2 separate regions of the Mus musculus genome follow, and region 1 is linked to region 2. Evidence: chromatin loops called from intact Hi-C (ENCODE). Cell type or tissue: left cerebral cortex. All regions are shown on one strand. Links, peaks and the distances in the headings refer to the core of each region. The heading gives the core; the rest is flanking DNA. Region 1 overlaps Tiam1 (T cell lymphoma invasion and metastasis 1). Region 2 overlaps Tiam1 (T cell lymphoma invasion and metastasis 1).

Region 1 (10,051 bases), core at 627-8,626, 78 kb before region 2:
AAAGAAAGACAAATAGAACCCAGGGTTTTTGAGGCATAATTTTAACTCTTTAATAATCTGGCTCCTGTAAACTAGGCCCTATGTAAACATACTGTGGGCTCCCAGGCCTGGACATGTATTCTGGGTCCTTCCAGACTGACCCATGACAGTGATCTTTGCCTTGGAGTTGGTACGTGCCCCTCCCTCCCCAGGTCTAGGCAGTTGGCACACAGTGTCTCTGGTATAATAGCTGTTGTGATTGCTCACCAGAACTGATGACATCCTGTCATTTTACTCCTAGTTCAAGATCGCTTTGAAATTCCCCATTCAGGTCCGTTCTGTCTGTCACTTCATGCATAACTGGGGCAGGGTGGGGTAGTGCCTACAAAGAGCCTGATTTTGGATATTGGCTCTCTGAGTCAGCTCAACAGCAAATCCATTTCACCAGCGGCGTCTGCTTACCCTGAGGTCCCTTAGAATTTGATTTTGTCCCTTAAAAGTGTAAGGTTTTAGATGTAAACACTACAAAATTGTATTAAGTCTTATTTGTTTGTTTCTGTGTATGTGTGCATGCCGTGTGTATGTATGTGCTGTGTGTATGTATGTATTGTGTGTGTATGTGTGTGCTGTGTGCATGTGTGTGTGTGCCAAGTATATATATATGTGCTGTGTGTATGTGTGTGTGTGTATGTGTGTCTATGCATGCATGTGTGTGTGCCATGTATATGTATGTGCTGTGTGTATGTGTGTGTGTGCTGTGTGTGTGTGTGTGTGCGCACTGTGCATAAGTGGGCGTGCTATGTGTAGGGGGGTGTGGGAAGGGTCGATGACAGGTCCCTGGAGCTGGAGTTATTGGCAGCTGTGAGTCACTTGACTCAGGTGCTAGCATATGAACTTGGGAGCAAGAGCAGCAATTCCTTTTAAACACTGAGCCATCTCTCCAGCCCCTAAAATTGCATGTTAATATAATTATGACTCATACATGTATATAGAAATATTTGTGTTTAACAAATCTGATTCGCTTTATATCTCTCCGACAAGCCCTTTATGTATATGTGTGCATACTACATATGTTTGTGAGTAAGCCCAGGTGAATGTATGCTATAGCATGTGTGAAGGTCCTTTCTTCTGGCCATCTACCTTGATAGAAGCACACTTTGGGGTTTTCTGGTATGTACATGAGGCTAGCTAATCCTTAGCTTCTGGGTTCTCCCCATTTTCTGCCTCTCCTCTTCTTCAGCACTCCCAAGAGTGCTGGAATTATAGATTCTCACGACATGTTTTTTTCTGGGATTTGAACTCAGGTCCTCAGGCGCACTTGGCGTGTGCTTTTCCATGAACTGTCTCGCTCCTTTCCCGACAAGTTCTTGGGCAGTAATAATATCTTCCGCTGGCTGTATTCGTTCCAAGATACGACAATTTTGTTTCTTATTTGGAAGATAAGCCATCAACAGCTACTTTTAGGCAACAACAGTTTGCAAAATATTAAGTGAAGATGGGACTGTAGAGACCTCCCTTGAAGAGCTGGCGGCTCCTCTCGCAGAGCCGTGTATGTGGGCCGTCGTGGATCATCACGGAGGACGTTGCTCGTCCTGTAATTGTCAGGTGTCTGTCTTTGCCATCCTTGTCAGGGGGCCCTGTGCGTTCAGCGACGGCCACAAGGAGCAAGGGGAGGATGAATTCAGGTGTGGATTGCAGAGAGCACTTTTCATGCTTGAAGCATGGCTCAAACACCCGAGCCTCTGCTGCCCGATAATGCCAGGAAAACCCAGCTTCCTCTCCAGTGCCACTGACCGCCAAGGCTCAGGTCCTGCCTGCCCAGTGTGCTCTTCCCTGGCTCTTCTCTTACTCACTCTGTCCCCATTTTATCATAGAGGGGACCGAGGCTTGGCAGGATGAAGAAACTCTCTCCCGTTGCTTGGGTATGAAGTAGCAGGCGTAGAATCCCTGGGCCGTGGGCCAAGCCCCTCCTCTCCGCCTTGCAGCTCACGGCTGTGGTGATGCACTTGAGCTTGAGAGCCTGGGAACAGGTCCTGGTTTTGACACATGTTGCTGGGTGTCTTTCCCATTGCCCAAGACCCGTTCATTATCTGTTTCAGATTTCATTTGGAGATTAATAATTAACCCCTAAGGGCTTTTCCCATTGTGTCAAGTTCAAACAAAAAGAAGCTGACCGACTCTCATTATAAATGGGACATACGTAACAAACAGCGCTGCGCTGCGCCCCAACAAGAAATAACAGCTGCCAGGCCTTCCATTTGTCTCATGGAAGCCTGGGCCGGTGGCAGCAGCTAAGTCTCATGCCGGTGTCCCAGACCTCTCATGCCAGAACAGGGTGGTGGAGTGGATGCCAGGCCAGACTTACTACCTAGAAACAGGGCTGTGATTTCCCTCATCCCAAGAGGTCTTGGAGAAGGTGCATTTTTTTTAACTGAGTCCCAGAAAGAGATATTAAAGTCTTTTAAAGATTTAAATATGCATATCACATCCCAAAGTATTTTCGAACAGTTCACTGGTGTGTCTTCAAGAATCTTGGATGCATTATGTTAAAGACAAAGCAAAATAATAGACCCGTAATTAGAAATTTTGGTTCACAGCCATTGATGATCCCCTCCCCCCTTAATTACTGAGGGACCGGTGATGTCATTTAGTGCTCCGTCTCTTCCGATAGTGCATATAAGGCCCTGGGTTTAATCTGCATCCACGCAAGGAAAGATTTACAAACATACCTAATGGGAGGGAACTCTTGCGGCTGTGTGTTAGTGCGAGCAGGAGGAATCGTTGCTGCTGGAACCTGTGTGTCCCGTGCTGTTGACTCTGCCTTATTCCTCAATACATGTGTGAGACACGGTGAGGTATCTCTCTCTCTCTCTCTCTCTCTCTCTCTCTCTCTCTCTTTCTCTCTCTCTCTGCCCCCTTTTTACCTGGGTGGTGACAAAGGACTTGGGATGATAGAGGTCTCCATAGCACTCCTTTTCAAGGCACCCACCCCATCCCTTCTTCTCCTTGCCTCCCTCCTGGGAGTCTGCCATTCGGTTTATCCCGTGAGTAAGTGGAGCTGGAGCCAAGGACAAACTCCTCAGATGTCACTGCCATCTTCCTCACGGCCTGCGTGGTGCTTTTATGGCTGATGGAGAAGATTCGGATGAGAAGAGATAGAACCTTGGAGCAGGAAGATTCCCAGGTGAGGGTGTCTCTGGCAGTGACATCAGTGCTTGGAACAGCCAGCGAGGCAGCCAGCTTGAGAGCTTGATTAAGGCAGGGAGGCGTACTATGAGCAGGCCCATTTTGTTAAAGGTTGTTTCCCACAGTGGGAAGCAATGAAACACTCACTTTCGGCTGCATGTCAGTATGTTCTAAAAAAGTCTTTAAGATGAAGAAAGTCAGTGGGGGTTGGGGGGCGTGGAAGGGGTCTGAGTCTCCTCTTGTCGCCTGCTGGGTTTGAAGAGCTTAACTTTGACCATAGGCAGTGTCTCTCTGGAAGCCCTGGTAAGCCCTTCTGTGCAGATAAATGACCATATCAGAAGCTGAAGGACGTGGGCCTGGATCCAAAGACAAGTGAGCCACTCCTGTGTCCCCAGACAGCAGGTATACCTTCATGCCTGTAAGTGGGGTAGGTGTGAAGCGCTTACCTGGTCCCAGGTTGCTATGGTGATTAACTGATCATGTGTGTGTGTGTGTGTGTTTGTTTGTTTATGTTTATGCGTGTATATGTGCATATAATTGTTCACACACATATACACACACTTCTTAAATTATGAAGCACCTTGCATATTTTATTCATGTTCTCTAGCTATTTTTACTCTCCTGTGATATTCACAGCATACAGCTGTCTGTAGTAACCATTTACATACACATATGGCTCCATGCTGTTAAGTGCATTCCTGTTTACATAAGCCTGGCCATCCAACTCCAGGGCTGTCTCACTTTCTTAGGCTGACCTCTAAACATCGCTGCACAACCTTCCTTCTGGTCCCCACTTCCCCTCGCCACCTTTACATCCGCCATTCCACTTTCTGTAGCACACAGTGCCTTCAGGCGTCTGCCCTGTCTTTACACACAGTGAACAGAGATGGCGCTCTGTTCCTTTTCTTGGCTCACTGATCCCGGCACGGTACTTTTAGCACATGGCATTGCGCTGGATGAGACTGCACAACCCACCAAGTGTTGTTACTCTGTGTCATTAGTATGAGCTGGAGCAGGGCTATCAGGGTACCAGTGTGTGTGTGTGTGTGTGTGTGTGTGTGTGTGTGTGTGTGTGTGCGCGGTGTAGGCCAGAAGTCAGTATCACATGTCTTCCCTGATTATTGCTTTTAACCTCTTCCTTAGAGACAGTATGTATCGTTGAACTTGGAACTTACAACTCATCTAGCCTGGCTGGCCAGCCCCAGGGATCCTCTTGTTTGTGTCTCCTCACTGCTAGGATTACACGGCCATGCTGCCATTTCTAGCTTCCCTGTGGGTACTGGGAGGTCCACACTCAGGTCCTCGGGCTTGTGCAGTGAACGCTGTACCACAGAGCCACCTCCTCAGCCCCGTGGAGTGTAGGAGACGTAAGCGAGGGTCTGTTCCAGCTTCAGTTGGAACCGAAGCTGGTTTTGAACATCAAGGCTGCCATTGACACATAGATAATGCTTTGTTTTGTGTTAAAATGCACCTCGAGGCAATATTGGCATGTTGTGTAACACATGCGTGGTGTGTAACACATGCGTGGTGTGTATGCAGGCAGGGATTTAAGGTTTTGCATTTTTCTCCCCCATCGGTGGTAGAGTTCTCTCCTTTCACTCTAGAGATCCCGAAGATGGAGCTCGCCTGGCTTTGTGGCAAGCCCCTTTACCTACTGAACCGCCCCGCTCCTCCCTCCGTGGACGGAGCAGGCAGATCGCTCCTCCCTCCGTGGACGGAGCAGGCAGATCGAGTTGGGATCGGAGTGGGATTGGGTTGAGTTGAGTGAAGACCGCGGCCTGAGAACAGTCGTCGAAGGGACTTTTTAAGACGGAGAATGACATCAGGGTCTTATTTACCTTCATGGGAAACGGAACTGAGCTGGGTGGCACGGCACAGATGGTACATTGTTCCTGCAAGTGTGAGGACAGGGAGAGAAACAGATCCAAACAGGAGGCTCCGGAGCTGGCACCCAGGCGCCAGCATTGGCTCAGGCCTCCCCCAGCCCAGCCTCCCTGCGCTTGCGGGAACGCGGCATCGCAGAAGCAGGAGGCTGCTGTTATTTTGATCACCAGGCTCTGTTTAGTGAATACACTTGATTAATCCCCTCCTTCTCCTCATGGATGCTATTTTGAGTGGAAAATCACTACTGGAAAAACAAATCCCTACATTGATTATGTACAGCATGCGCCCCCTCCCCCTTACATGCCAGTTGGAGTCTCTCTCAAAAGCCCCTATTCTAAGGCTTAATCTCCAGCCTGTCACTTTTGGGAACCTTTTAAGGTTACGGGCACCGGTGGAAAGATTATGGGCTGTGTCTTGTGAGGATTTGGGGACCTCGTCTTTTCCCTGTTTCATCTCTCTTTCCACTCTCTGTCTGTGGAGTGACTTTGCATCCAGCAGGAGCCCCCTCACCAGCAGACCACAGACTAGAGCCTCCAAAGCATAAACCATAACTGATTTCCTGAGATACTCGCTACACCACACCCACTGGGCTGTGGAGCCTAATGGTTAGAGGCACTCCATTGTATTTCAAAGAATCTGAAGCCACAGAGAGGTTGGCTGGTTTGTACCCAGTTAACAAGTTCTCTCAGCTCTCAAGAAAAGGAACATGGCTTACCCACCTGTGGTGTGTGTTCCTTCATGTGGCACATGGAAAAGCAGTGTTAGGAGGCAGTCTTAAGCCCGAGTGCTTAGCCTGTGTTCTCCGAAGGTGGGCATTTTCAGAAAGGGCTATGCTTAGGCCATGGAGGGCACCCCCCTCCTCCCCAGCCTTCTCAGGACTGGTTTGGTTTAAATGGGGACTTGTCAGTTCTTCCTAGCTGGGAGGAAATGCTTTCTCAGCATGGTGCATTAGTCATGAGCAGGGTGTAGGAGGGGGTTGAACAATCAGCCCGACCCTCCTCCCCGTGGATGGGCTTTCAGGCTCAACTCCCAGCCCCAGCTGGGTTGGAATTGAGGACTTGCTGGGGACACCCCCACACACTCTCCCCGCTGTGCACTTGAAGTCTTGGATCACGAGTGGGAGAGGTTAGCGATTTCAAGGCTGGCATCAAGTACCGCCAGCCTGGAGCTCAGGGAACCATGGCCTCCGCAGCTTGCACGTGTGTCATAGGGCAGCTGGGTGAAGGGTCACGCGAAGGGCACTGAGGTGCCAAGTGCCCAACTGTGTGCTCCGAGTCTGTGCTTCCGGCCCCCAGTGCTGTTTTCCACCATCCTGAGAAAGAGCTGGAAGGTGTTGGCTTGAGTAGAAACCTGGGATCCCAGCAACCCAGGATGACAAGCTCCCTTGAGTACAAGAAGCACCAGCCAGCTACTCACTGTGAACACTCTATGGGGACAGACTGCTTAGAATGTCTTCATTTGGCAGATACTGACGCTGTCCCTCATGCCATGGAGAAAAGGAAAGTCAGTTGCTTGTCGGCTTATTGACTCTGGTGTCTGGTTGTTTGGTCAAATCAGTAGTTCCCATCCTTGGCTTGTGTGGACAGTAGTGGGGTATTACGGGTATATGTAATATAAGTGGACATGTCCCGTTGACCACTATGACAGAAAGTAGTGAGCTATTCCCTCACAGAACTTGTAATCCTAACACACACACACACACACAAACACACACACACACACACACACACACACACACACACACAATTTAAAGATAAGCTCTAATGTAGCCCGGGATAGCCTTGAACTTGATTTGTAGCTCAGGGTGACACAGAATTTCTGATCCTTTTGCCTCTACCGCCCATGTCCACTTCATGAGTTGCTAGGACTTGACCCCAGCACTTTTCGCAATGTTGTAACTCAGTTTGGCCTTGAATTTGCCATCCTCCTGACTCCATCTCCCAAGAGTTGGGACTACAGGTGTAATGTAAGCCACCAGACCTGATCAGAAGAGAGGATTAAGATAAATAATCAAATAATTGATAATTATGGGACTCTAGAGGAGAAAAGGGGCTGGAGACATCTCGGTAGATCAGAGCCTTGCAGCGCTGTCAATCAAACTCTGTATTGTAACATGTGAACATTGTAACATCCCACTACTCTACATGCATTTTATTTGGAGGAAAGATAGGCATTCCTTCTTTCAAAAAACTCACGTATATTTAAAGTTTTATTCCAGTATCCATCCCTCCACTCTTCTCTCCATGAGCTCCCGGAGAAATCTGTGAGTGTGTCCTCAGAAGTCTCCCCTCTGCTGCTTGTGCAAGAAACATTTGCATCCTAGCTGGTGGGGCAGGGACTGAAGCGGCTGCATGTGTAACCTTGTCTCGAATGGCATTAGTTCAGTTTATACGTGGTGAGGTCGATGGGACAGGAGAGTAATAGAGATTAAAGCTAGGGGGCTCAGGGTGGGATAGGAGCAGAAGGGATGGGGTAGATACGGAGCGGGTAGCTCAAGGACCTTGTGGGAGAAGCAGGGGCTGGGGAAGGAGGAGGAGGAAAGACAGATGCGAGCTCCCAGGAAACTCCCGCAAAGTACCAAGGGAGTGTGCTTTCAGCGTGTAGCCCCGAGTCCGCTTCAGTTAGACCTGTGAGGGAAAGGGCTTCATCAAATGGCGTCTCGCCCCCGTTTCTGAACCCAGAAGTCTGCTTGCCTTTACAAGTCGCCTTGCTCAGCAGAATTTTGAGTATGGGCGTTCCTAACGATCTGTGGTGTGTGTGCTTAGAAACACCAGCAGGAGCTCCCATGAGGTGTTCCACAGGAGAGAAGGAGGGACCTGCTGGAGACAGGTAGCTGGGAGTCTGAAGGTCCGAGGCCAGTCTCAGAGAGAGAAGAGTACCCTCTATTGAGTTGGTGGGGGAAGAAGGGCAGAGCGCAGGGCTGGAGAAAGGGGAACAACCATGGAGAAGCCTGCAGTCCTAAGGAAGGGAGGCATAGTTTGGAGGGATGCAGATCAGCCGAGCCAGGTGCCACCTGAGGCTGCGGCCACACGGGGCGAGGAGACTTCCTTCTGTTAGTAATGGCTTCCTGAGACGGGATTTTTCTGTGGAAGATGAGCACTGCACAGCCCCAGACGCCCAACTCTGAGGATAGAAATTCTGCTTATATCAACAAACTTTTTCTTCTGGAAGTGATTTTTTTTTAAAATTATTTTCTGTTGTTCACTGTTGTTAACCTTTATTTTTCTAGATCGATGGCTGAAATTTCTTAATTACTTCCCCCTAAAACACATCTGAAATTAGCCACACAGTAAAATGCAGTGTGCCTAGAAGCAGGCTTTCAGCCTGTCACCTCCAGACTGGTCATGAAGCCCATGTTGTGTGGTAGGCAGGCAGACACGGGTCTTTCTGTTGTGTTTCTACTGTCTGCATAGGAGATTGTTTTATTACCTACCAGAGATCAGATATTTATCACTATATTTGATGTGAACACACATACACGATTTAATGGTCCCCGGTGAGAGCCGGGGTTTTTCAGAAACCTTAGGTTTTCAGTGCCTATCCCCAGGAAAGGTAGTGTGTTCAGAACCTTAGGATCAGGGAGAGCTGGCCTTTCTCTGATGCTGCTTCCTCTTAAGTGTACATATAAAGTTTAGACCTTCCCTCTGAGAATGAAAAGCTCCCCAGTAAGTAAGAAAACAGAACTTAAGGCTCAGAACTGTCCCTTAACATAACTAACTACCCTAGAGGTCTGATGGCCTCTTCTGACCTCCATGGCACGAAGTATACACATTGCATGCTCGTGTGTGCACACACGCACACACTCAGTTTTGCGTTTGTGTTTACAACTCTAAGGATTTCCCGTTGGTTTTCGCATCCTGAGAATGTGCATAGTATATTAGAACAGTATCTCAGGTGTGGAATCAGGACGCGGTAACACACGCTGGTACCGATTGGGGCGGGCTTGCTTAGGAGTTTTATTGAGTAGGATGTACATGGTGTGCCTTCTGTATCACTGCCGTGGGGGCTGCTGAGCGCCGATTCTCCTAAGCCAGGCCTGGCATCGGCCTCGCTCGCTGTGTGGTCCTGTTATTACTTGGCAATAAATGTCAGCTTTTTGAGCCAGTAGCTGTCACAGGAGACACAGATTTTCCATATGATTCTGTGTACTGGTTTTTCTGCAGGAGCTTTGATGTGTTTCGGACCCTTCCCAGAACTCCCTTTATCGTGGAAGAGGCTGGTTGGTCTCTGACTTGGCGTAGTGGGCGTGGCTGTGTTCTGCCGCGGTTTTTATTTTATTTTGTAGCTGCTTTCCTTTTACGTTTAAATTTTCAGCTTGTGACTACATCGTGTGATCTCCCACCCCCACCCCCAACCCCCTCAGTTTGTAACTTGGCTGTGACGAACATGAGACATTACTCAGACAAACCAGTGTCACAGCCACTTTTAAAGTGAGGTTTGATCACTTCTTGCTTCTAGGTGTTCGGGGGTCCACCTGGCAATACTGATGCTCTTTTCTCATTCTCACCCACCTGCTGATGGAAAAGAGAAGTTCTCAGGGAGTTTATCCTTAGAGGGCGGGGCGGGGCGGGGGACGGGGCGGGGGCTCCACCGGAAATGTGGGACACAGAAACTTCCAGACCATGCTACCCTCTTAATTTTAGAAAGACTGGTGAGAAAGTTTGGGCTGGAGTTACTTGGGACTTCGTAGCCAGCTTTTCTTCCTCCTTGTCTTCCTACGCCCTTGGGTACCTAGTTCTCTTTGCTTGCCTGACTTTCAATGTAACTGGAGCAGCGTTATAAAGGACTGCATTGCCTTAGGTCCCCGCTGACATCCCATCTTACATCATGGAAAGGTTCATTTGGAGCCCTGTAGTTGTTTCCGGGGCCCCCGGATGCATCTTTGCATTCATCTCAGTTACATCACACTGCGATCTACACAACTTTGGAACAGTAGTTGCTGAAGACATCCGAGGAACGGATGAGGGCAGTGGGTATCTGCAAGTCCAGAAAATTTGGAGGT
Region 2 (10,051 bases), core at 1,116-9,115:
CCCCGACCATCCATCTAATGCATCACCCAGCTTGCTGAAACTGCATTCACACAGATTCTTGGAGACATCTGTGGATGTCTGAGTCTCCTTAGAGATAGAGAACGCAGTTTCTGATCTGGGCCTGAGATTATTATCAGTTCTTCTGCATACAAATCATAGGGGGCTGGCGAGCATAAGACACCAATACCGAAAGTTCTGGGATTTTACAAAGGGCAGAAAGATGGTTTCTCAGTAGGTGTTAGCGGTTGTCACCTTGGTAACCACTGGCAGGTTCCTTTTCTTAGCAGAGCAGTGCATCTTTCAGTTCTAATAAACAGTGGTTTGGGGACCAAGGGCCTCTCTTGGGGAATGTTCTGGCTTCTCGGTTCTTAGTCATCTTTCTGGGGGACACAGAGCTGCTTGTCGTGGAGCTGGGGATAGAAACAGGGGAGTGACTCCCCACAGAAAGCAGAACTGGAAGTACAGCTCAGAGGTTCCTTTTGGAAAGAGGAACCACAGTGCAGAATGTCATAGGGAGTGGCATTTTAAATCAACTTCTTGAGCTATACTTCTTCTATTAGGAAACTCTCGACAACCGTAAGCGCATAACAGATACAAGTGGTTGTTTCCACTGGAAGAGTTATGATTTGGAGTGTTTCTGCCAGCCGAAAAGGTCACCCCAGATCTCTAAAGTATTATATTTTTTTTTTGAGGAAATATGGATTTTTCTCTTGTGGCAGTCTGATCATGTTATATGTTGGAAGAGGATGAAAGTGGGCCTGGTGGGGGGATGGTTCTGTGACTAAGAAAAGGACGGCTCCTGCAGAGGAACCAGCTTAAGGTTCTCAGTGCCCACATGGCGGCTCACCACCATCCACAATTGTAATTCTGGGCTATCTGATGCCCTCTTCTGGCCTCTGTAGTCACTGCACACACATGGTGCATAAATGTGCCTGCAGGCAAAACACTCATATACATAAATATTGCAAAGGGAAAAGGACATAAATGACCTCTCGACTCTTTAAGCCACTGTTGACTGTGTTGATGGAGATGGAGCTGGTCTCATTAACAGCCAGGAGCCAAGGTGTTCCTTCTGAGAATTAAATAGCCAGTTGTTTGTGTTCTGTGAACATACTCAAGGAGTCCTTTCCATGCCAAAGAAGAAAAGCCTTAGCTCAGCACTACAGTCCTCATCTGTAGCCCTAGCTGCTCAGGGGGCTGAGGCAGAAGAGTTGCATGACCTCTAGGAGTTCAAGGTTAGCTTGGAGAACAACACAGCAAGATGTTTCTTGGAAGAAAAAAAAAAATCCCATGCGTAGTGTGGTAAACATCTAAAATTCCTACACTGGGAGACTTAGGCAAGAGGATTGAGAGATAAAGCTTGGGGCTAGCCTGGGCTACAGTTTCATCTCATCTCGGTGAATAACTTGGAGTTTCATGATCAAAAAAGTCAGAGAGGTCAGGCTGATTACGCTGCAAGAAGATAGTTTAGTTTATGCCTTATAATTTGTGAATTTTACAAACAGTAAATTGCAGGGCTCATAGGCAACAAGCTTCTATTTCTTGTATATAACAGGCATGTGTGCTAATCAGGTCCTGTATATACCAGGAATGTATACTACTCGGGTCCTATACATGTCAGGCATGTGTGCTAATCTGGTCCTGTAGATACCAGGCACGTGTGCTAATCAGGCCATGGCTTTAAAATGTTTATTAGTCATATACTATTGTTATGAACAAACTTTTTTTAGATTTATTTATTTTACTATCTTATGTGTATGAATAAGACTGGAGTCACAGACAGTTGGGAGCCGCCCTGTGTGTGCTGGGAATTGAACTGGGTCCTCTTCAAAAGTATCGAGTGATCTTAACCATTGAGCCAACCCTCCAACCCTCCCCTAGTCACATATCATATTTAAGCTATGGATACGGTGTGGCTTTATCCAGTGATGACGATGGAGTGCTGGTGAGCCCAGCTCAGCCTGTTCAGGTCTATAATTGTTATTATGTATGTGCTATAGTTAAGGGGAACAACCCGTAGGTACAAAGGGACCACTGTGCTTTCTCTCACCCTTTGCAGTGGTCTCTGGCCCAGAGATCCCCAGGGAAGCAGTGACCAGGGTCGTGCTTACGTCAGCACCTCCATCTTACCAGGCTCTCTAAGCTTCTTGCGTTCTGGGCGGCTTTCGTGCCTGACGAAGCTTCTTGACCCCTTCCCAGAGTAATGCTTACAGTCACGTGAGACAGGACATACAGACAGACCTTCCCATGGCTTAGTCATAGCAAGATGCTTAGCAAAACTCAATTTTAAATGATAGGTAACATGTTATGAGCTCACGAAATTATAAAACTTAACAGTGGATGTAGTAGCTACTGCTGCTCAGAAATAGTGGCAAGTATAACTAATATCCAGAGGTATTAATAGCAACTGGGATTTGCTACTGAGATGGCTTTAGTACTCATGAGGAAGCCACGGGCACTCGTAGTGTTGTGGTCCGGGTTGCCTACGTGCACCCACGGTCAGAGAAGATGCTGGGCCGTCTTCCGTAAATGTTCTGGGTATCTTTTGCTTTCTGTTCTGAGTTCACAGGCCCCTAGAATCATCTCAGGGGTCCCTGTTCTGCAGCCCTGCTTTAGAGCATTCCTCGGGGTGTGGGGTCATGCTAAGGCAGGGCCTGTCTGGGCACAGAGTGCTTTCTGAGAGCATATTTGTTTTCTTGCTCGTTTCTGAGCAAGCAGCAGGCTACACGATATTAATAAGCCCTGCTACCTCCCTGCATGCTGGGGCACTGCTCTGCAGGAACCTGCAGGTGTCTCCAGCCATGCCCTCATATATGACTCCCACCCCAACCCCAGATACTTAATTCTGTCCCATCGATAGCAGAAAGTGAGTCCTGGACTTGGAAGATCTTGGAGAGTAATGAGTATTCATTTGTGTGAGTGAGAAGGGAGTTCTCTGAATATCTACCAATAGTCATTGTCTGCCTGCTTTGCTGATTATATTAATGTAAATGATACCCATTTGGCTATTTCTTCCTGACTAGATAGTTGTTGGAAACAGTCCATGGAATGGCCACAGACCTGGGGTTTAGTCTGTAGAGACAATAGCTTTCCAGATTTCACACTAAATGAGATCTTATTAAAGTGACAGGGGAATAAAATGTGCAGCCAAAATTGATTAATTTATTTATTCATTCATCTCGCAAATATTTACTTAGCGTTTCTGTGCCAAGAATAATCTCTGATCCTCACAGGGTATGTGCCAGAGGTGGGGGGGGGGGGGTCCTGTTTCTGGAGGAGCCTCTATTCAGGTTCGCAGAAATACATGTAAAAACCTGTCACTGGCAGCAGGTTTTCAGGCTTGGAGAAGCAAGAAGTTAGGGAGAGAGGCACGGTGCTGGCATGCTGAGGTGTGAGGTGAGTCTGGGGGTGAGGAGAACAAGATGTGAGTCTCACGTGTTTTACAGAAAAGTGTTTCAAGAAGGTGTGACATGGGTCTGGGGAGAAAGGTCAGTTGGTAACATTCCTGCCACAGAAGCCTGAGCTCTAGACTCCGGTACCCCTGTAAACGGTGGTACAGAGCCAGGCACCTCTAATCCCAGTGCAGGAGGCAGAGACAGCGGGAGCCTCAGACCTGGCTGGCTGGCCAGCCTGGCTGAATTGGCGAACTCTAGGCTCAGTAAGCGACGCCATTGATAAAATTTGAAAGAGAGAGAGAGAGAGAGAGTGTGTGTGTGTCTCAGTTCTTAACTTCTCACGCAATACAAAATGAAGACAATCTGCCTATCATTTGTGTTGTATTAGGTAGGTATCAAGTGCAATCTAAAGACAATTCAAAGCCTGTGTGACATAGCTTTTATGCAAATACCACACTGTTTCCCATAAGAGAGTTGAGCACCCATGGGTTTGGAGATTCTGGGGTCCTGGAGATCCTGAAACCAGTCCTGTGAGTTACCTAGTAATGGCAACAGCTGGCCTCTATTGTAACAGGCTCCTTGAGGTTGGTGTATGCCAAGCGCACTCTAGGACACGGGACGACTCCCTGCTGGCTAGGGTACTGTGGCTAAGAGGCCTTTGTGGCTTAGGCTGGCATGGTCAGGGGAGACGGGGAGACAGGACTAACAGCATGTGGTTAGAGCAGTGTTAAAAACTTATGATGTTTCCCCTCTGGGGCCTGGGGGAGGTGCTTCAATAGTACTTTAAACGTGGAACTTCAATATGTGTGCCACTTGCCTGTGCATAAGGTGGCCAGCTTTCAAATTCCCTAGCCCAGATCCTGTGGTTTCAGAAAACACATTTTAAGACACAGAAGTTTCCTGTATTTTTTTACTTTTTTTTTTTTTCCTTAACCTGGCCTGAGTCTCAGTCAGCACAAGAGTGAGCGTGTGGCCCCGAGGCTGGCTTATGTGACACCGAGACAGTGGACACAGTGGAGAGCAGAAATTCTGAGCAAAGTATCCCACTGGCTCTCTGCAGAGATGGTCAGAACTAACGGGTCTATGCTGTCACCTAGTGGGAAGGACTGGCTGCTACACATATTTAAAAATAAATGAGCAGGGCTCAACCCCAGCAGAGATGAACACTGTGGTATTGAGTGAGCATGGTGCTTGTCCTGCCATGTCTTGTCAGCTTTCTTTAAATAATTCCGTATTTGTAATTGTAGTGGCTATATTTTCTGATCTTTAAATCACTGAAGTCCTCTAATTGGAGAATTTAATTTTGTGAACTGAAGTGTCTAAATAAAATCATATTGAATTATGCCCCCGGACACCCAGGCTGTACGGCCAGTGTTCCTAGCTCTAACCCCTATCACATTGTGTCATAGTATACCATTAAAAAAAAAAGACCCGTGCTTTCTTCTTGACTGTATAAAATGACATCCTGAAGAGATGGGGCAGGGGTAGACGTCACCGAGGTCCGCTTCAGTGACTCAGGATGCAGTACCTATCAAATTCTATGGCTTGAGATTTATTTTCATTTCCAGATCAGTAAGAGTTTGCATTTGTCTTCAAATTTGGATTTCAGCTATAGGTTTTTTACCTAAGAAGGCTCATCCTCCTAACCTCAGGCCTCTTTGGGTTTCACACTGGGCTGGGAGTCACCATGGTGGGACACAGAGAGAGCCATATCTCTGGGGCTTGCAAGACTGCATTTAGACCCTGCCCAGCCCACCCTGGCTTTACAAACATGTTAGAATACTTTCTCACCAGCCTTAGCGCCCTGTTTGTGAAATGGACGTTGTAATTGTCCCAGGATGGAATGATAAGGCACACAGTTGAAATTCATGTCTTGTGAGTTAGCTCCAGATATATGGAACTGCACTGTCAGTTGATTTAAACATTTTCTGATGCGCGAGCTATATAATACTTTAATCTTGCATTTATACAGAAACACATTCTAGACTATGTTGGGTTTATAGATGGTTGGTTGATTTGTGTACTTACTTTTCTTTATGATTTTGTATAGTTGAGTGGCTAACCGAGAATCTCATCACACAGACAGTCTGTATCTACCAGTTGATCCTGCTGTGGATTTCCTCCTGTGGAAGTGCTGTGTGAACAGGCAGAGATGTCTAGTACTGTGCAGGCCTTCACTCAGCATATTTATAACCTCCTTTTGATTTTGACGAGTCCCCTGCCCCAGCACTAGAGGGTTTAATGATGGGGGCATTGTGTTTCAGGTCTGTGATGAATTTAGGGTGCTCTATAGAGTGATGTGCATGTGGAGAGAGCGTGGTTAGAAGCAGCCTGGTTTTCTAAGCTTAGCTGAGCGTGGTGCTGAGAACTGAAGGTTTTTCACTCAATAAAAACACTGATGTAGCATGAATTTTTGTTCAAGTATCAATTATGAAAAAGCAAATTTACAAAATGCTGATCTGTCGTATTTGCGATGGGCCCCTCACTCGCCCCCCTCTCTCTGATTTGCAGCTTTACAAAGAAATTGAAATCTGTCCAAAAGTCACCCAGAATATCCACATTGAGAAGTCAGACGCGGCCGCTGATAATTACGGTAGGTTTTTATTTGTCTTTGGTCTTGGGTGTTTGTGTTTCCAGTTAAAGCATTTCATCTGTAAACAGAACTGAGCATATTTACAATTCAATAAGAAGCCCTTGGGGCCTGTTTTAAACACACATCTGGCTCCTGTGCCATGAAGTGCAGCTGAGCTATGAGAGACGCTCAACCCGGGCATGGGGGGCATGGGGGGCATGGGGGGCATGGGGAGGAAAGCCTCTGGCCTTCAGTCTCTTAACTTGAATCAGTGGGATTCTGCTGTCCTAAGGGGCAGACAGAGGGGCCACAGAGATTACTCAGTGGTTAGAGCACTTGCTGCTCTTAGAGGAACCAAATCGGATGCGAGCACCTTGAGGGGCTTACGGCTGCTTTGAACACCAGCTTCAGGCTATCCAGCACCTTCTTCTGGCTTCTGTGGTATCTGCAGTTCTGAGTCTCTCTCTCTCTCTCTCTCTCTCTCTCTCTCTCTCTCTTCTGTGGTGTCTGCACTTCTGAGTCTCTCTCTCTCGATCTCTCTCTCTCTCTCTTTCTCTCTCTCTCTTTCTCTCTCTCTTTCTCTCTCTCTTTCTCTCTCTCTCTCTTCTGTGATGTCTGCACTTCTGAGTCTCTCTCTCTCTCTCTCTCTCTCTCTCTCTCTCTCTCTCTCACACACACACACACACACAGAGTGGGGGAATGGTTGGGAGTGAATAGAGAGATAGATAAATTTTTTTAGAAGAAAGACATAGTGGGGATGGATTATTTTATTTTCTGTTGTGCCTGACGATGAAGGAAATATCCATTTCCTTATGTTGCCCTCTCTACCTTTCTCCACAAGGAAAGTTAAAAGGACTTGCTTTGTTGATGTGTAGTGGTACAGGTCTTTCAAAAACAAACAAACAAACAAACGAACAAAACAACCCCTGCCCCCCATACACACAGACCTGCCTGCTGTCATACTTTCCTATATGGCTGTCTACACTCTGCTATCATTACTGATATCGTTAGACTGCTGTTCGATTAAGCAGTAAAGGAATTATCCCTTGAGCTCAGGAACTGGGGATCTGGCGAGTGCTATGTTAGGAGAGGTAAGGGTCATTGGAGCCCAGAGCCCACAGCTGCCATTTCCCTCTCACACTCTCCTGGCTCAGACTGTTATTTGTTGTCATTTCTCCAGAGCCAGGCCTGGGGCAGCTGTCACCGGAGATGAGCCTGTGGCTTTTTTGCAGGGGGGAAACGGAGGAAGCAGTGAATCAGGTCCTACTCAGTGACAGACAGTGACAGCTCTCAGCAAATCACAGAGTCACCTACTTACAAAGGTGTTGATGTGCGTGGACCTACTGTGTGCTGGAGCTTACATTTCCTGGTGAAATGTCAAGACCACTGCTCACATGTATTAGAGATCTTTCTCTGAATGCAGTGGTTAACCTTTTAAGTGTTTGGAAACCCCCAAAGCCCTCACAAGGCAGCTGGTATCATGTTCCCTCCTCATCTCCTGCTGTGGGCAAATATCATCGTCTCAAAACGCTCATTAGAGAATTGTGGCCTAATGAATAGAACCCAATTTTGTCTCTCTGGCCACTTCTGGTATACCTTCACGCCGTTTACTGTTTGACCCTCCCCCGCCCCCAACCAAACATATCAGGAAGCCTGGAGGACATCCTTAGTGGCAGAGAATTAATGTTTATAAAGGGCTTGATATGCAACAGAAGTGTGGCCTCCGTGACGAAAGCCATAATTGGTGGCACTGGCATAAACAAGCACCGGCCCTGCTTCTACTTAATGTCTGTCGAGTGGGAGTCAGCCAGTGAGAATCTAGAAAAGTGAGTTCCCACGCTCTGAGACTCTTGGTCTACGACTGAGTGATCTGAGGAACTTAGAAACAGGCACTTGGCACCAAAACACCCCACACGCCTCCATTTTCCTCAGGGGACGAATTATAAGATGTTCCACAAGGGCCTAAAGTTAGAGATAGCACAGAGCTAGCTCTATGCCCTGTTCGTTCTTTTTCTCTACACAGGCATACCAATCATAAAGTTCAATAATAAATAAAAAAATCCGTGTGTGCATTTAGCCTCTGTGTTCATCTGTGTACCATGTGCATGCCCGGTGCAACCGATTGGAGGCCTGAAGAGGGTACTGCAATTAGAGATGATTGTGAGCCACCATGTGCATACTGAGAACCGAACCTGGATCCTCTGGAAACGTAGCCAAGTGCTCTTAACCACTGAGCCGCCTCTCCAACCCCTGATAAAGTTTAACATGTCAGGTGGACACATTGAGAGACTAGCAGCAATGGGTCATTATAGAGAACAGTTGCAAGAATGTTTTACGATTAGAGTTGAGAATGGGGCATGATAGCCACAGAGGGTGAAGCTATCTACGGGCACGGGTACAGGCGCTGTGTGCTTCAGAGATGTTTGAGGGGCTCAGGTTGACACAAAGCTGTTTGGTTTGCCTCGGTTTGAGCTTTGGGGCCACCAGTACTTTCACGTAGCTCACACTCCATTGCTTGGCCGCACCAAACTGATGGAAGAGGTTCTCAGGGGTTGGGGGGCCCAACCACTTGGTGTCGGTCCCTGAGCCTCACTCTGGAAAACCCTGCTGCATGACGGTGACCTCAGCTAAGCCAGTGTTTGGGCTCTTGTCGGCAGCAGCGCATTGGCAGGAAAGAATAGTCCCTGTTGTAGTTACTTTTCTGGTTGCTGTTAGGAAATAACTCTGGCAAAAGCAACCCAAAGGGAAGAGGGATTTCAGCTCACAGCTTGAGGGTGTGGTCCATCATGGGAGAGGGGGTAGGGTGGGGGAGGGGAGTCCTGGCTGCAGGGGTCTGAGGAAGCTGGTGCAGTTTATTCCAAGTTAGGAAGCAGAGATGATCACATTCAGCCTCCTCCTCATGCCATTCGTAAGCTAAGCCCAGAGGACGCTGCCACCTCCCCACCCCCTTTAGTTTGGGTCTGCCAACTTTGATGAACTCAGTCATAGGCTTGTCTCTGAGGTGATTTTAGCTCTTGCTAAAAATCCTGGATGGTTCGATAGCCTCTGACCTTAGAAACTCCCTTGGCATCTCGTGCAGACCCAGCCAGTCCAAACCAGCCTGAGGTAGCTTTCCTTTATATGAGCCCACATATATGCAGGCTCTTAGTACACACTGACACAGGACATCTCAACAGTATCAAGTGCTGCTTTCTATTTTAGGGTGCAAAAGATGATCTAATAGCTCAACTGGCTGAATAAATTTTCAAACAGTAACAGATGGGCCGGGCGGTGGTAAGCCCATGCTCTTAATCCCAGAACACAAGAGGCAGAGGTAGGCGGATCTCCGAGTTCAAGGACAGCCAGGACTACACAGAGAAAGAACAAAATAAAACAGAAAGAGCAAACCCTTGGGAGTTTCTCTCTCCAGCCCACCCCTTAGGTGGCACTCAGGGCTTATTGTAGAGTTAGCTCAGGTTACACAATATTTAGACTAACCATTCCTATGCTGTCTCTGAGGGAAGTGTGCACAGGTCAACTCTAGCTTTCCCTTGTCCCAGGGTACTTCTGATGATATTTTAGCACTTAGTATTTTAGTAGTAGTTGTAGTCGTAGTATATACACATGCACCATATGGTATATGTAAAATATAGAATATACATTTAGTAAATACACTATTTACTAAAATACTTAGTATTTTAGCTGTGATGTCATCCTCATGGTGTGGAGTCTGTACTTACGCAGCTATTTTATCCCGGGCCTAGTTTTGAATTCTCCATTGCATATTATGTTGTGGATTTCCTTTGGCCATGGGTGTCAGTATGAGGGATTTCCTGGTAGTTCATCAAATCACCAGATGGTCTAGTCTCTTCCCATGGTCTTAATTACTTCCTTTTCTAGGTCCCTAGGCCACATATCACTCATAACACCTTCCTGCTCTTACAATGGCAGCCTCCTAATTGTTGGCTACCTTAGTTTGATATTGAATCCTTCTGCTCCTGTTGGCAATCATTTTGGCCTTTGTTAAAGTTCGCTGAGATTGGAGTGTTTCTGTTGCACTGAAAACCTTTGTTGAGTGGCCGTAAGAGCATCGCGTTCTTCGTTC

What was found. A loop is a pair of places that touch in the nucleus more often than their neighbours do. Peaks named below come from ENCODE experiments on the same cell type or tissue, not always from the same donor. Only the 100,000 strongest peaks of a DNase experiment are listed, where the experiment ranks them.
Region 1: it touches region 2 in a loop (2.5-fold over the local background); 2 of 42 quality-filtered maps call a loop at or near these places.

The regions. Positions count from the first base shown.
Region 1 is chr16:89,916,637-89,926,687 of GRCm38, reverse strand. All of the region lies in intron 2 of Tiam1 (T cell lymphoma invasion and metastasis 1), which reads left to right. Among named protein-coding and RNA genes, the nearest start is that of Tiam1, 39 kb to the left of the region's middle. In left cerebral cortex, for the core only: a CTCF peak has its summit at 4,043; DNase peaks (open chromatin) are centred at 3,970, 4,596, 5,149, 6,030 and 2 more places; H3K27ac peaks cover 1,499 bases.
Region 2 is chr16:89,839,190-89,849,240 of GRCm38, reverse strand. It overlaps Tiam1 (T cell lymphoma invasion and metastasis 1), which reads left to right. Exons shown (of 28, transcript NM_009384.3): 13 at 5,907-5,988. Among named protein-coding and RNA genes, the nearest start is that of Gm52239, 50 kb to the right of the region's middle. In left cerebral cortex, for the core only: a CTCF peak has its summit at 4,486 (motif pointing left); DNase peaks (open chromatin) are centred at 4,476 and 7,823.